Linked DNA regions of Homo sapiens: region 1 is linked to region 2. Evidence: chromatin loops called from intact Hi-C (ENCODE). Cell type or tissue: breast epithelium. All regions are shown on one strand. Each heading gives the region's core, and the rest is flanking DNA. Links, peaks and the distances in the headings are about the cores only.

Region 1 (7,473 bases), core at 943-5,942, 290 kb before region 2:
GGAAAAGACATTTCTCAGGGAAGACATACAAGTGGCCAGCAAACATGAAAAAATGCTCAACATTGCTTATCACCAGAAAAGTGCAAATTAAAACCACCATGAGATACCATCTCACACCAATGGCAGTTATTTATGAAGTCAAGTGCCTCATGCCTATAATCCTAGCATTTTTTGGAGGCTGAGGTGGGAGGATCATTTGAGGCCAAGAGTTCAAGACCAGCCTAGGAAACGCATAGCAAGACCCTGTCTCGACAGAAAGTAAAAAAAATTAGCCAGGCATAGTGGCATGTTCCTATAATCCAGCTACTTAGGAAGCTGTGGCAGGGGATCCCTTGAGCCCAGGAGTTTGAAGCTGAAGAGAGCTATGATTGTGCCACTGTGCCCCAGCCTGGGCAACGGAGCAAGACCCTGTCACTTAAAAAAAAAAAAAAATTAAAAGCCAGGCCAGGCATGATGGCTCACGCCTGTAATCCCAGCACTTTGGAAGGCTGAGGCGGGCGGATCACCTGAGGTCAGGAGTTCGAGACCAGCGGCCAACATGGCAAAACCCCATCTCTACTAAAAATACAAAATTAGCCAGGCGTGGTGGTGCAAGCCTGTACTCCCGGCTACTCCAGAGGCTGAGGCAGGAGAATTGCTTGGACCCGGGAGGCAGGGGTTGCAGTGAGCCGAGATGGCACCACTGCACTCCAGCCTGGGCAACAAGGTAGAAACTGCATCTGAAAAAAAAAAAAAAAAAAAGAAAATTAAAAGCTAAAAAATAACAGACGCTGGGGAGGCTTTGGAGAAAAGTGAATGCTTATACACTGTTGGTGTGAATGTAAGTTAGTTTGACCACTGTGGAAAGCTGTTTGGAGATTTCTCAAAGAACTTAAAACAGAACTACCATTCAACCCAGCAATTCTATACTAGGTATATACCTGAAAGAAAACAAATCATCCTGTCAAAAAGACACATGCACTTGTATGTTCATCTCAGCACTAGTCACAATGGCAAAGCCATGGAATGAACCTATGTGCCCATTAATGCTAGATTGGATAAACAAAGTGTGATATATATATACACCATGAAATACGACACAGTCATAAAAAAAATGAAATCATGTCTTTTGCAGCAACATGGACGCGGCTGGAGGCCATCATCCTAAGCAAATTAACACAGGAACAGAAAACTAAATACCGCATATTATTCTCACAAGTGGGAGCTAAACATTGGGTATTCATAGACATAAATATGGCAACAATAGATGCTGGAGACTACTAGAGGGGGTCAGGGCCCAGGGTTGAAAAACGTAACTATTGGGTACCATGCTTAGTACCTGGGTGACAGGATCAGTTGTACTCTATACCTCAGCATCATACAATATACCCAGGTAACCAACCGGCATATATACCCCTGGATCTAAAACAAAAGTAGAAATTTTAAAAAATTAAATGTAAAATAATAAAACATAGTACCATGTTGCATCATGGGAGAGAAAAAAAGTGAGGGCAGGGCTGGTCCAGCTCTTTCTGGTAGAATGTGTCTGATTGTTTGGTAGTCATAAAAACCTTCTGCTACTTTCTTTTTTGGGTGTTTTTTTGTTTGTTTGTTTGTTTGAGACAGTGTCTCACTCTGTCACCCAGGCTGGAGTGCAGTGGCACTATCTCGCTCACTGCAGCCTTCGCCTCCCAGGCTCAAGTGATTCTCCTGCTTCAGCCTCCCGAGTAGCTGGGATTACAGGTGCCTGCTACCACACCCAGCTAATTTTTGTATTTTTTAGTAGAGACGGGGTTTCACCATGTTGGCCAGGCTGGTCTTAAACTCCTGAGCTCAGGTGGTCCACCTGCCTTAGCCTCCCAAAGTGCTGGGATTACAAGCATGATCCACCGCACCTGGCCTCCTGCTACTTTGAAGTTAGACTCTCCTTGCCCGAAGTGACTGGCCCTTTTCCATCTAGCTCCAGAAGATCTATGCTTATCTTTTTCAATGGACCTAATAGTCATTAATGGACCTTGATTCTATAAACTAGCCAGAGGTGACCCATGGGCCTAAGAGATGTGTGTCCTTGTCTAGGACCCAAGTCACTGGGCCACACCGACATGCACTTGCTCTCCAGCTATACCCCCATTTCACAGGGTGACTCATTGCCTTCCTCCATCTTCACCAAGATGGCTCCTTCTTGAAGAAAACCAGGCCATTTCAGTATGCCTACCCTCACTGAGAATATGTAAGGAGGAAAGAACAGGTCTCTGCCTGAGGGATGGGGACTGAGTTAGGATGAGCTGGGACTTCTCTGCACACAAATGGAAGTTTAAACTGAGATGGCCCTCTGCTGAAGGGGAGTGCAAATCAGACAGCCAAGGAGAGTGCTTGAGTATTTCACAAAGTCTTCAAAGCACTGCTTCCCTAAATATTAAAATATTTCACTATAAAAAGATGGGGTGGGAACCATTTGATAAAGTAAGATTTGGTCACACCAGTTAAAGGAATAGCTAGTAAACACTTCTGCTGACCTCAGGTGATCCACCTGCCTTGGCCTCTCAAGGTGCTGGTAAATACTTCTCAAACCCATTTGACCACAGAGTTAAGGAGCATTCTTTCATAGAGCATCTCCTTCTTTCATAGAGCATTTCCCAAAATATAGAATGTATTTTTGGAAAAACTAGATTAAGGTCATTAGAAAAATTACAAAGAATTTTTTTTTTTTGAGTCAGAGTCTTGCTCTGTCATCCAGGCTGGAGTGCAATGGCTCGATCTTGGCTCACTGCAACCTCCGCCTCCCAGGTTCAAGGGGTTCTCCTGCCTCAGCCTCCTGAGTAGCTGGGATTACAGGCATGTGCCACCACACCTGGCTAATTTTTGTATTTTTAGTAGAGATGGGGTTTCACCATGTTGGCCAAGCTGGTCTTGAACTCCTGACCCCAGATGATCCACCTCGACTTCCCAAAGTGTTGGGATTACAGGCCTGAGCCACGATGCCGGGCCAAGAAAAGAACCCTTGAAAAGAAAATTCAGAAGCACAGGAAAACTTTATCAAGGATCTGAGTTGAGAGTTTTGCCCTATGTTTCCATTTACTTACCAGAACTTAGGAGTATGCTGGACTCTGAAAGGAGATATAAGAGGGAATATTAAGGATCTAAGTTGAGAGTTTTGCCCTATTTTTCCATTTACTTACTAGAACTTAGGAGTATGCTGGGCTCTGAAAGGAGATTTAAGAGGGAACTTTTCAATGAATATTGATCCATACTTGCAATGAAATAAGTACCAGAAACAAACTGTCCCCCACCCTTGCTTGGGAGCCTCGTAGAAGCTGTGACCCATCCACCTGCTGCATGGCTGTGCTCAGCGTCGTGGAGTTTTGAATCTGAATGCTTTAGAAAGGGCATGTTGGCTCCAGACTCAGCGTCTGCTGTTGATTTTGTCCAACCTGCTTCTCTGATTCATTTAATTTTCTGCCCCCTGTCAGCATTTATGCTTGCAGCCCATAGAATGAAAGCAATCATGGTAATAATAAATGCAGTATAACCTTCTAAGAACCTGTGTCATGCTGTGTGCTACAGATCATTCTTTGTGGGAGGACTGTCTTGCATACCATCAAATGTTTAGCTGCATCTCTGGCCTCTGCCACTAGATGCCAGCAGCAATGCCCCACCCATCCTAGTTGTGACAGTTTAAAATATCTGCGGACAGTGCTAAATGTCTCCTGTGGGGCAATATCTTCCCCAGTTGAGAACCACTGGCATATGTGAAAGCACAGATACATGAAAAAGAGCAGTGGAAGGCCAGGCGCAGTGGCTCACGCCTGTAATCCCAGCACTTTGGGAGGCTGAGGCGGGTGGATCACCTGAGGTCGGGAGTTTGAAACCAGCCTGGCCAACACAGTGAAACCCCGTCTCTACAGAAAATACAGAAAAATCAGCCGGGTGTGGTGCTGGACATGTGTAATCCCAGCTACTCGGGAGGCTGAAAAAAAAAAGCAGCGGCTAGCATGACTATCTGTGGGTTTCATGATGCAGGCATTGATATAGTTTGCATGTTTGTCCCCTCCAAGTCTCCTGTTGAAATGGGATTTCCAACGCTGGGGGCTGGGGCCTGGTAGGAGGTGACTGGATCATGGGGGAGGATCCCCCGTGAATGGCTGAGCTCCAACCCTTTGGTGATAAGTGAGTTCTTGCTTAGTTAATGCGAGGTCAGGTTGTGCAAAGGTCTGGGACCTCTCCCCTCTAGCTCTCCTCGTGCCATGTGAAGTGCCTGCTTCTGCTCCCTTTTTGCCTTCTGCCACGAGTGAAAGCATTCTGAGGCCTCCCGAGAAGCCAGGCAGGTACAGGTACCATGCTTCCTGTACAACCTGCAGAACAGTGTGCCAGTTAAACCTCTTTTCTTTGTACATTACCCAGTCTCAGGTATTCTTTTTTTTTTTTTTTTTTTTTTTTTTTTGGAGACAGTCTCGCTCTGTCGCCCAGGCTGGGGTGCAGTGGCATGATCTCCGCTTACTGCAAGCTCTGCCTCCCGGGTTCACGCCATTCTCCTGCCTCAGTCTCCCAAGTAGCTGGGACTACACCACGCCCGGCTAATTTTTTTGTATTTTTAGTAGAGTTTCATGGGGTTTCACCATGTTAGCCAGGATGGTCTCGATCTCCTGACCTCGTGATCCGCCCGCCTCGGCCTCCCAAAGTGCTGGGATTACAGGCGTGAGCCACCGCGTCCGGCCAGGTATTTCCCTATAGTGACACAAAAGCCTGAATAACACAGGAATAGATGAAGAATGGTCTCAAATACGCATCAAGGTGTTTAGGCGTTATCCTTTGGACAACGAGAAATTATTTGAGTGTTTCAAGCAGATGTTATGTATTTGCCACTGGATACCTCTGTGTGCAGGATATACTTTAGGGGTAGACAACTGAGGAGGTGAGAGTAGTCTAGAGTCAAGGCCCTAAGGTGTGACTCAGTACAGCAGAAGGGGACCTCAAACTTGGCATGCCCTAAAAAACCCACTATGCGACCAGACGCGGTGGCTCAGGCCTGTAATCCCAGTACTTTGGGAGGCCAAGGCTAGTGGATCACTTGAGGTCAGGAGTGAGAGAGACTGAAGAAGTGGAGTTGACAGGACCTACCAGCAAGGGTGGAGGGGAGAGAGGAGCCAAGGGCGACTCAGTTGTGCTTCAGTGACAGGGAACTCATTGGCATGAGTTGGAAGAGGAGATACAGGAGGGGGAACCTGTCTGAGGGAGAGCATAATGGGATTGTTTATTTGAGGCAGGGTCTCACTCTTTTGCCCAGGCTGGGGTATAGTGGCGCGATCTCAGCTCACTGCAACCTCTGCCTCCTGGGTTCAAGCAATTCTCCTGTCTCAGCCTCTTGAGTAGCTGGGATTACAGGCACGTACCACCACACCTGGCTAATTTTTGTATTTTTAGTAGAGATGGGGTTTCACCATGTTGGCCAGGCTGGTTTCGAACGCCTGACATCAAGTGATCCACCTGCCTCAGCCTCCTGAGTAGCTGGGATGACAGGCGTACACCACTATGCCTGGCTAATTTTTGTATTTTTAGTAGAGACGGGGTTTCACCATGTTGGCCAGACTGGTTTCGAACTCCTGACATCAAGTGATCCACCTGCCTTGACCTCCCAAAGTACTGGAATTACAGGCGTGAGGCGCTGTGCCTGGCCGCATAGTAGATTTTTTAGGGCAGGCTGAGTTTGAGGTGGCTGCAGGACACCCAGCTGCAGCTGGGCAGGAGTTGAGGGTCTGAGCTCAGAAGAGAGATGGAGATTGAGGAGCTGGTGGCTCTTACTTGGTTGCTGTAGCTATGGAAGTAGATGGGATAATCCAGGTGACAGGAGGGAGGAACGAAGAAGCTGGTACCCCTCCAAGGCCCACCCTGGCCTGGCAGGAGGAATGAGACTGAAAAGGGGGCCAGAGAGCTGGAGGCAGCTCTGTCCACTAGAGGCTTATGGCTCATGGGACAGATTTGACAGCTAAGAAACAGATCTGTATACAATGAAGGCCCCAGAGCATGATGGTGTCAGTGTATGCTGCCGGCGTTGTGTGAGTTGAGGGTGTGTGAACTCCAGGAGGGCTGGATGGGAGGGGAGGGGTGGGCCACAGCCGCACGGAGCTTTCTCAGGTGTGATTCTGAACCCTTTCCATTAATGGCAGAAGTTGGAAGGGAGCTGCCTCCCCAAATTTGCAGGCCAAGGTCCTCCCCGCTTGCACAATTGGCAGGGTGTTCCCCATCAGTGCTGACATTATCATCTCCCATCAAGGGGCAGGAAAACAAACCTTGTTTGCTTTCATAACTTTCTGTGTGTGATTTTTGACTGGGGGATGGGAAAAGGGGAGAAGGAAATGTTAGTGCTTCCTGTTGTTTTTAAGACCATTTATGAATTGCATTTTATGGTCTTTTCATTTTGTGACATCAAGCATATGAAGCATGATAGCCATAGAACTGGCCAATGAGAAAATGTAAAGAAAACCAAACCGGGTGCAGTGGCTCATGCCTGTAATCCTTGTACTTTAGGAGGCCGAGGCAGGCAGATCACCTGAGGTCAGGAGTTCGAGACCAGCCTGGCCAACATGGTGAAACTCCGTCTCTACTAAAAATACAAAAATTAGCTAGGCGTGGTGGCGTGTGCCTGTAATCCCAGGTACCCGGGAGGCTGAGGCAGGAGAATCGCTGGAACCCAGGAGGCGGAGGCTGCAGTGAGCCAAGATTGCACCACTGCACTCCAGCCTGGGCGACAGAGCAAGACTCTGCCTCAAAAAAAGAAAGAAAGAAAGAAAGAAAGAAAGAAAATCCAGGCTCCATTGACTTCACACACTTAATATAAAAGTTCTCATTTTAATAAATTTAAATGTATAGTTTTGTGGCATTAAGTACATTCACACTGTTGTGTAACCATCACCACTATCCATCTCCAGAAGGCTTTTCCTCTTGCAAAACTGAAACTCTGGATCCATTAAGCAGTAACTTCCCATTCCTCCTCTCCCCAGCCCCTGGCAACCACCATTCTACTTTCTGTCTCTGTGAATTTTACTATTCTGAGTGCCTCATACGATTAAAATCATATAGGGTTTGTCCTTTTATAACTGGCTTATTTCACTTAGCATAGTGTCCTTTTTTTTTTTTTCTTGTTTTTAAGACAGAGTTTCGCTCTTGTTGCCCAGGCTGGAGTGCTATGGTGCAATCTCGGCTCACTGCAACCTCTGCCTCCAGGGTTCAAGTGATTCTCATGCCTCATCCTCCCGAGTAGCTGGGATTACAGATGTGTGCCACCACGCCTGGCCAATTTTTGTATTTTTAGTAGAGACGGGGTTTCACCATGTTGGCCAGGCTGGTCTCGAACTCCTGACCTCAAGTGATCCACCCACCTCGGTCTCCCAAAGTGCTAGGATTACAGGCCATGAGCCACTGCGCCCGGCCAGCATAGTTTCTTTTCAAAACTCATCCAAGTAGTAGCATGTGTCAGAATTTCCTTCCTTTTTACGG
Region 2 (7,473 bases), core at 832-5,831:
GTGCAGGTTTGTTACATAGGTACACATGTGCCATGGTGGTTTGCTGCACCTAACAACCCATCATCTAGGTTTTAAGCCCCGCATGTATTAGGTATTTGTCCTAATGCTCTTCCTCCCGTTGCCCCCAACCTCCAACAGGCCCCAGTGTATGATGTTCCCCTCCCTGTGTCCATGTGTTCTCATTGTTCAACTCCCACTTATGAGTGAGAACATGACATGGTATTTGGTTTTCTGTTCCTGTGTTAGTTTTTTGAGAATTATGGTTTCCAGCTTTATCCAAGTCTCTGCAAAGGAGATGATCTCATTCTTTTTCATGGCTGCATAGTATTCCATGGTGTATATGTGCCACATTTTCTTTATCCAGTCTATCATGATAGGCATTTGGGTTAGTTCTAAGTCTTTGCTATTATAAATAGTGCTGCAATAAACTAGATACAATATTTATAATAAAACTAGTATTATGTTAATATAAAAGTTGAGATAAAGTACAAGGTCAAAGCCAAGGTCTGATTACATTGCTTTACCATGAGACCCCCTTCACTTCCCTGAAAACTGATGCTGAACAATGCACCATAGCTTCTATCCTTGGGTTCCTTTCTCAAGCTTTTTCTAATCATTGCTTTTCTTATGTGGAAGCAGGCAGGGGCCTAGTGATGAAGGGTCCTATTAGGCTGGGACCTGAGGGGCTGAGGAGTCACATTTATCCTAAGGGCAACTAGAGGCCTTAAAGAATTGTATGTAAGTGGCATGATCTGGTTGGCATTTTAGAAAGATTCTGGCTGCAAAGTGGGGCTCAGATTGGAGAGAAACAGGAAGGATGCAATCAGAGAAGTTGATAGAGGAGTCCAGGTGACAGCACAGGACGGCAGGGCGCAGGGTGGTGACAGTGGGATGGAGAGAAGTGGAAGGACTCAAGACAGGCAGCAGGTGGACTCAGTGGACCTTGGGGGTCAATTAGGGCTAGGGAGTGAGGGGAAACAAGACATCTAGAATAGTTCCCAGATCTCTAGTTTAGACAACTGAGCAAACGGCACACACATTTTATAAGACACAGAGTTCTGAAGGAGAAGCCAGTTTGGAGAGAATAAAATGAGTTTAATTTTGGATGTGTTGAGTTTGCAGTGCTTTTAGACATTTGAGTCTTGTGATATGGGTCGAAGCAGGAGATGAGATTTGTTGGTCATCTGTGTATAGGCAGGAGGTAAGAATTTAGAGGTCATTTGTGCACACGAGGTAATGAAGGCCACCTCCCCCAGGAAGAGGGTTAAGAGTGAACACAGCCAGGCGGGGTGGCTCACGCCTGTAATCCCAGCACTTTGGGAGGCTGAGGCAGGTGGATCACCTGAGGTTGGGGGGAGTTCAAGACCAGCCTGACCAACATGGAGAAACCCTGTCTCTACTAAAAATACAAAATTAGCTGGGTGTGGTGGCGCATCCCTGTAATCCCAGCTACTTGGGAGGCTGAGGCAAGAGAATCACTTGAACCTGGGGGGCAAAGGTTGCGGTGACCTGAGATGGCACCACTGCACTACAGCCTGGGCAACAAGAGCGAAACTCTGTCTCAAAAAAAAAAAAATAAATAAAGAGTGAACAGAGACCGACGGAGGGCAGGAGAAAGACCATTCTCCCAGGGAGGCCGAGAAGGAGCAGCCAAAGGGACGGAAAGGAAACCAGGAAGTACAAGATCATGGAGATCAGGAGAAGAGAGGCGTTCAAGAAGGCAGTGGCCCACAGAGCTGGCCACAGAGGGAGCCAAGCTGGGTCTGACAGACGTTGACAGGAGCCTTCCCGTGTCTATTCTCTTCTTCCTGGTTTGTCACACTCAGTTCTAATTGACAGAAAAGCTGAGAACTTGTCCTGAACACTGTCCTTTGGGTTTGGTGGCCTGGAGTGGACTGACAAGTGAGTGTGACATGGGGCAGTGAAAACCCAAATGAAGGTGACTGTTTAAGGCACCCCCAGCCCGTGGCCTATTAGGGACTGGGCTGCACAGCAGGAGGTGAGGGGAGGGTGATGGAGCATTACTGCCTGAGCTCCGCCTCCTGTCGGATCAGCAGCAGCATTAGATTCTCTTAGGAGCGGGAACCCTATTGTCAACTGTGCATGCGAGGGATCTAGGTTGCACGCTCCTTATGAGAATCTTAACTAATGATTCTCTGATGATCTGAGGTGGAACAGTTTCATCCTGAAACCATCCAACCCAACCCCTGCTCCTCCTTGGTCTGTGGAAATATTGTCTTCTGAGAAATCAGTCTGTGGTGCCAGAAAGGTTGGGGACCACTGCTTTAAGGAGTTTGGCTGGCCAGGCGCAATGGTGCGTGTCTGTAGTCCCACCTACTCAGGAGGCTGGGAAGATCCCTTGAGCCCAAGAGTTCAAGTACAGCCTGGGCAACATAGCAAGACCCCATCTCTAAAAATAAACACATAAAAATATTATTATTATTATTTTTTGAGATGGAGTTTCACTCTCATTGCCCAGGCTTGAGTGCAGTGACGCAATCTTGGCTCACTGTAACCTCCACCCACTAGGTTCAAGCAATTCTCCTGCCTCAGCCTCCCACGTAGCTGAGATTACAGGCATGCACCACTAAACCTGGCTAATTTTGTATTTTTAGTGGAGACAGGGTTTCACCATGTTGGCCAGGCTGGTCTCGAACTCCGGACCTCAAGTGATCCACCAGCCTCAGCCTCCCAAAGTGCTGGGATTACAGGCATGAGGCACTGCATCTGGCTAGATTATTCTTAAAATAAATAAATAAATAAATAAATAATAAGTCTGTCAGGCTGATAAAGACAGGGAATAGGGGTGGGGAGTGTAGCTTGAAGAGGAAGGTAGGATCCAGGCATTCATTTTGTTTTGAGATAGGCTAGACCAGGGCACATTGAACGGGCGGGGTCTGTAGAGACCAAAGGACTGGGAGACAGAACATAATAGAAAGCAAAAGGTTCCTGAGGGATAATGGAGGGGGGGATTGGGAGGGTGGGGGGCACAGGTATAGGGCCTGGGTGTGGGGAGAAGGAGGCCGAGACTTCCCCCGGAACAGGTGGGACTGCGGGAGAATGGTGGGCCATGGGGCCATGGAGCCTGGACTGGTGCGGAGAGAGGAGCAGGAGACACAGCCTCCCTTGACAGTGCTCGGTTAGATCCGCAGGGCTCGGGAGGAGTTTCTTTCCTATCCTCTTTATTAATAAAACTGCCCTTTTATCTATTTTTTATTGGTTTTTATTTTGGGAGACAGGGTTTTGCTTTGTCCCCCAGGCTGGAGTGCAGTGGTGCGATCTCTGTGCACTGCAGCCTCGATCTCCTGGACTCAAGCAGTCCTCCCACCTCACAGTTCCCGGAGTAGCTGGGACTACAGGCCTGCACCACCACACCCAGCTAATTTTGTTTTTGTTTTTGTAGCGATGGGGGTCCCGCTATGTTGCCTAGGCTGGTCTCGAACTCCTGGCCTTCGTCAATCCTCCCCACTCGGCCTCTCAAAGTGCTGGAATTACAGGCATGAGCCACCATGCCCAGCCCAAACTGCCCTTTTTATCTCTGGTGATGGCTCTATCCACAAATATTAAAGATGATTTTTTATAATAATATAACAAATCTCGAACCTAATGGTTTAAATTCAACCTCCTGAATTAGCTTCTTCAGCATGTATTTACTGAGTGAAAAGTAGACAGCAGGGCTACCACGCCGGGGCAATCACTTCTGTGTCCTACAGTAGGTCCCTAGTTAAAATGAGTATTTGGCCAGCAGCCAAAATGGAAAGAGAGGCCTCAAAGAAACTTGCAGCTGCGGGACAACTTCTCTCTCCCCAGCCTGTCCTTTCTGAGAGCCACGAATACCTTCAACCACCTGATTTAAGTAGAGGAATACCCAAAAAGGCGAGCCGTTGGGGCCTAACCACAGAACTACATCTCTGAACAGAGCAGCCATGGCTGTCGCGCTGGAATTCACGCGTCTAAGCTGCTCTTTGTCTTGACAATTTGGCTTCTTTCTGCTTGAGTCAGTCCAGAATAAGTTCTCCTTGTGCCTAGAACACACTGAGCCCTTATTCCCTGGCATGTGCTATGTTATTACGAAGAAAACCAGCAAGTTTTGAATCTGCTCGCACAGTAGAACTATGCATCAAACTGGTTATGCAAAAGGCAGGGAAGGGTATGTGTTACGTTACATTTTTCTTACCACCTGCCATAAACAGAGGCTGTTTAATTTCTTGGCTTTTCACTCATTTTTTTTAAAAAAATCACGAAACATTTCTTTCCTGAATAGTGTTCTGCAGTGTGAACGATTTTGGGCGGGGGGTGCACATTTGAGAATGTTACTGTACTTCAAAGGCTTGGCAGGACTTCTTGAACTGAGATGAATGGAGAGGTGCTCTGTATATTCAAGGCACTGTGTGGGTTTTTTTTTTTTAATTTTATAAAAACTCCACATTAAGGATTGAATCACATAATCATCTAGTTAGTTTTGCCATTTCCTGTGAGGCAAGGGGCGGTGTGGGTCAAATCTTCAAGAGTTCTGGAAAATCAGCCCCATACCCAGAAGCCCCAAGACAGGATGAAACTCGATTCCCTGGTAGAAATAGGAAGGGCAATTTAGACATGGCCCCCAGGCTTTGCGAATCTAAAAATTATTCCCCTTCGTAAAGGGGAGGCACAGGCAGGACTGGGGAGAAATCAGGCAGTTTCTGTTGAGGTAGGAGGGAGCTGAAAGCATTAGTGAGGAATGGGCTTGAGACAAGACTGTCACAATTCCCTGCACGTGCCCTTTGAGAAGCTATGGAAAAATGCACTAGAGGCTGGGCGCGGGGGCTCACGCCTGTGATCCCAGCCCTTTGGGAGGCCGAGGAGGGGGCTATTGCTTGACCTCAGGAGTTCAAGACCAGCCTGGGCAACATGGTGAAACCCTGTCTCTACCAAAAATACTAAAACGAGCCAGGCGTGCTGGTGCGCGCCTGTAGTCCCAGCTATTCAGGAGGCTGAGGTAGGAGGATCGCTGGAGCCTGGGAAGTTGAGGCTGCAGTGAGCCCTGATTGTACCACTGCAATCCAGCCTGGGTGCCAGAGCAAAAAAATAAATAAAAATAAAAATAAATAAATAAATAAATAAATGTATTAGAACTCCACCTCAATTCAGAGCAATTTCCATGAGACAATGCAGACTGAGAAAAGCAAGATAAAGAGATGTGGTGTAAACAATATCCCAGTCCCACCTCAAATTCATATGTTTAATTTGAACCACATGAAAATGTCATTTTTGTAGTAAAGAGTGGTCAAATGTTGGCAGTGTCGTATTGGTTCAAAATGGTTAAATGTTGGGAATCTAATATATATATATATATATATATTTTTTTTTTTTGGAAGTGGAGTCTCGCTGTGTTGCCCAGGCTGGAGTGCAGTGGTGCAATCCTGGCTCACTGCAACTGAGTAGCTGGGACTGCAGGAAGGCACGCACCACCACGCCTGGCTAATTTTTTTTTTTTTTTTTTGAGACAGAGTCTCACTCTGTCACCCAGGCTGGAGTGCAGTGGCACCATATTGGCTCACTGCAACCTCCGTCTCCTGGGTTCAAGCAATTCTCCTGCTTCAGCCTCCGGAGTAGCTGGGATTAAAGACACCCACCACCACGCCCGGCTAATCTTTTTATATTTTTAGTAGAGACGGGGTTTCACCATGTTGGCCAGGCTGATCTCAAACTCCTGACTTCAGGTTATCCACCCGCCTCAGCCTCCCAAGGTGCTGGGATTACAGACGAGAGCCATTGCGCGCGGCCCCTAATTTTTTTTTATTTTTTATTTTTTGAGACAAGTCTCACTCTGTCGCCCAGGCTGGAGTGCAGTGATGCAATCTCGGCTCACTGCAAGCTCTGCCACCATTCTCCTGCCTCAGCCTCAGCTGGGACTACAGGCGGCTGCCACCACACCCGGCTAATTTTTTTGTATTTTTTAGTAGCGACGGGGTTTCACCGTATTAGGCAGGATGGTCTCGATCTCCTGACCTCGTGATCCGCCCGCCTAGGCCTCCCAAAGTGCTGGGATTACAGGCGTGAGCCACTGTGTACGACCTGTATTTTTTAGTAGAGGTGGGGTTTTGCCATGTTGGCCAGGTTGGTCTCAAACTGCCAACCTCAAGTGATCCACCTGCCTTGGCCTCCCAAAGTGCTGGGATTACAGGCATGAGCCACTGTAATCCCTTTCAAAATAAACAGGTAAGAAACTGTAGCTGCCTCAGAGAAGAAGAGGGAGACTATTACTTAGAATTTGTGGAAACCGAAAATTATCAGCCCCACATTTAAAAATTCTGCCTTGACTGAAAAAATGATAGCCTGTTGACACAATTGCTTTAAAAATACAAGGCCCTGAACTAGCCATGATACTATTTTTTTTTTTGTTTTGAGACGGAATTTTTTTTTTTTTGACAGCTCATTGCCCAGGCTGGAGTGCAGTGGCACGATCTTAGCTCACTGCAACCTCCGCCTCCCAGATTCAAGCGATTCTCCTGTCTCAGCCTCCCAAGTAGCTAGGATTATAGGTACCCACCACCATGCCCGGCTAATTTTTGTATTTTTTGTGGATACAGGGTTTCACCATGTTGGCCAGGTTGGTCTCAAACTCCTGTCCTCAGGTGATCTGCCTGCCTCAGCCTCCCAAAGTGCTGGGATTACAGTTGTGAGCCACCGCGCCTGGCTGTTTTCTTATTTTGATGTACCACCCCCTTGAATGAGCAGCTAAATATTTGGGCATTACTGCATGTTGCAGAGGCCTGGCCCCTGGGTGGGGGATTGTTACACAGTGTGCTTGGCTAGGCTAGACCAAGCCAGCCAGGTGCCTGGCTTGGCGGCTTTGTCAGAGATGCTGTCCCCAAACTGCTGTGGCAGGAAGGCTGTCCATCTCCCAGCAGACCCTATGGACTGCAGTAGGCGGTCCCTTGCCCACATCTCTGGCAGTCCCTGCACACACCAACAGATTCCCAGGAGCAACCCGCCCTCAACTAGTGGGGAGAGGAGTTGTTGTCAGTACCCCAGCTTCCTCACTCTTCTGTGGGACTATTCCAAACATGCTCCACATGGTCTCTCGGGAGTCCCCAGGGGGCTGGCCCCAGTTGCCCACAGTAATCACTCGTTCCTTACTGTATCTGTTATTCTTTGTTTTCCCTTTCTCCGTTCCCCATCATTTCACAGTGGTACCTGGGAACACTGCCCAGATAAACCACTTGCACCCAAATCCTTGATCCAGAGCCTGCTTCTGGGGGAATCCAAACTAACACATATAGACCTCAGGCAAAGAGCTCCTAGGCAGCAGCCATGGTGGACAGAAGGCCACCAGCAGAATTCATATGCCCTGGGCTCCCGCACAGCTCTAAGGAATGAGCAAGGAGGCCCCCAGATATAACCATGAATATCCAGTAAATCAACTATAATGTAATTATGATAGAATTTCCAGTAAATCTGGTAGGATGTCATAGATTGACCTAAGTCAAC

Evidence for each region. Hi-C counts contacts between places; a loop is a spot of excess contacts. Peaks named below come from ENCODE experiments on the same cell type or tissue, not always from the same donor. Only the 100,000 strongest peaks of a DNase experiment are listed, where the experiment ranks them.
Region 1: a loop joins it to region 2, with 13 times the contacts of the local background. A loop is called at or near these places in 1 of 110 quality-filtered maps.

The regions. Positions count from the first base shown.
Region 1 is chr5:31,925,805-31,933,277 of GRCh38, forward strand. All of the region lies in intron 2 of PDZD2 (PDZ domain containing 2), which reads left to right. Among named protein-coding and RNA genes, the nearest start is that of MIR4279, 6.6 kb to the right of the region's middle. In breast epithelium, for the core only: a CTCF peak has its summit at 3,628 (motif pointing right); a DNase peak (open chromatin) is centred at 3,616.
Region 2 is chr5:32,214,259-32,221,731 of GRCh38, forward strand. No RefSeq gene overlaps it. Among named protein-coding and RNA genes, the nearest start is that of GOLPH3, 44 kb to the left of the region's middle. In breast epithelium, for the core only: no CTCF peak of the experiment used is centred there; a DNase peak (open chromatin) is centred at 3,903; H3K27ac peaks cover 546 bases.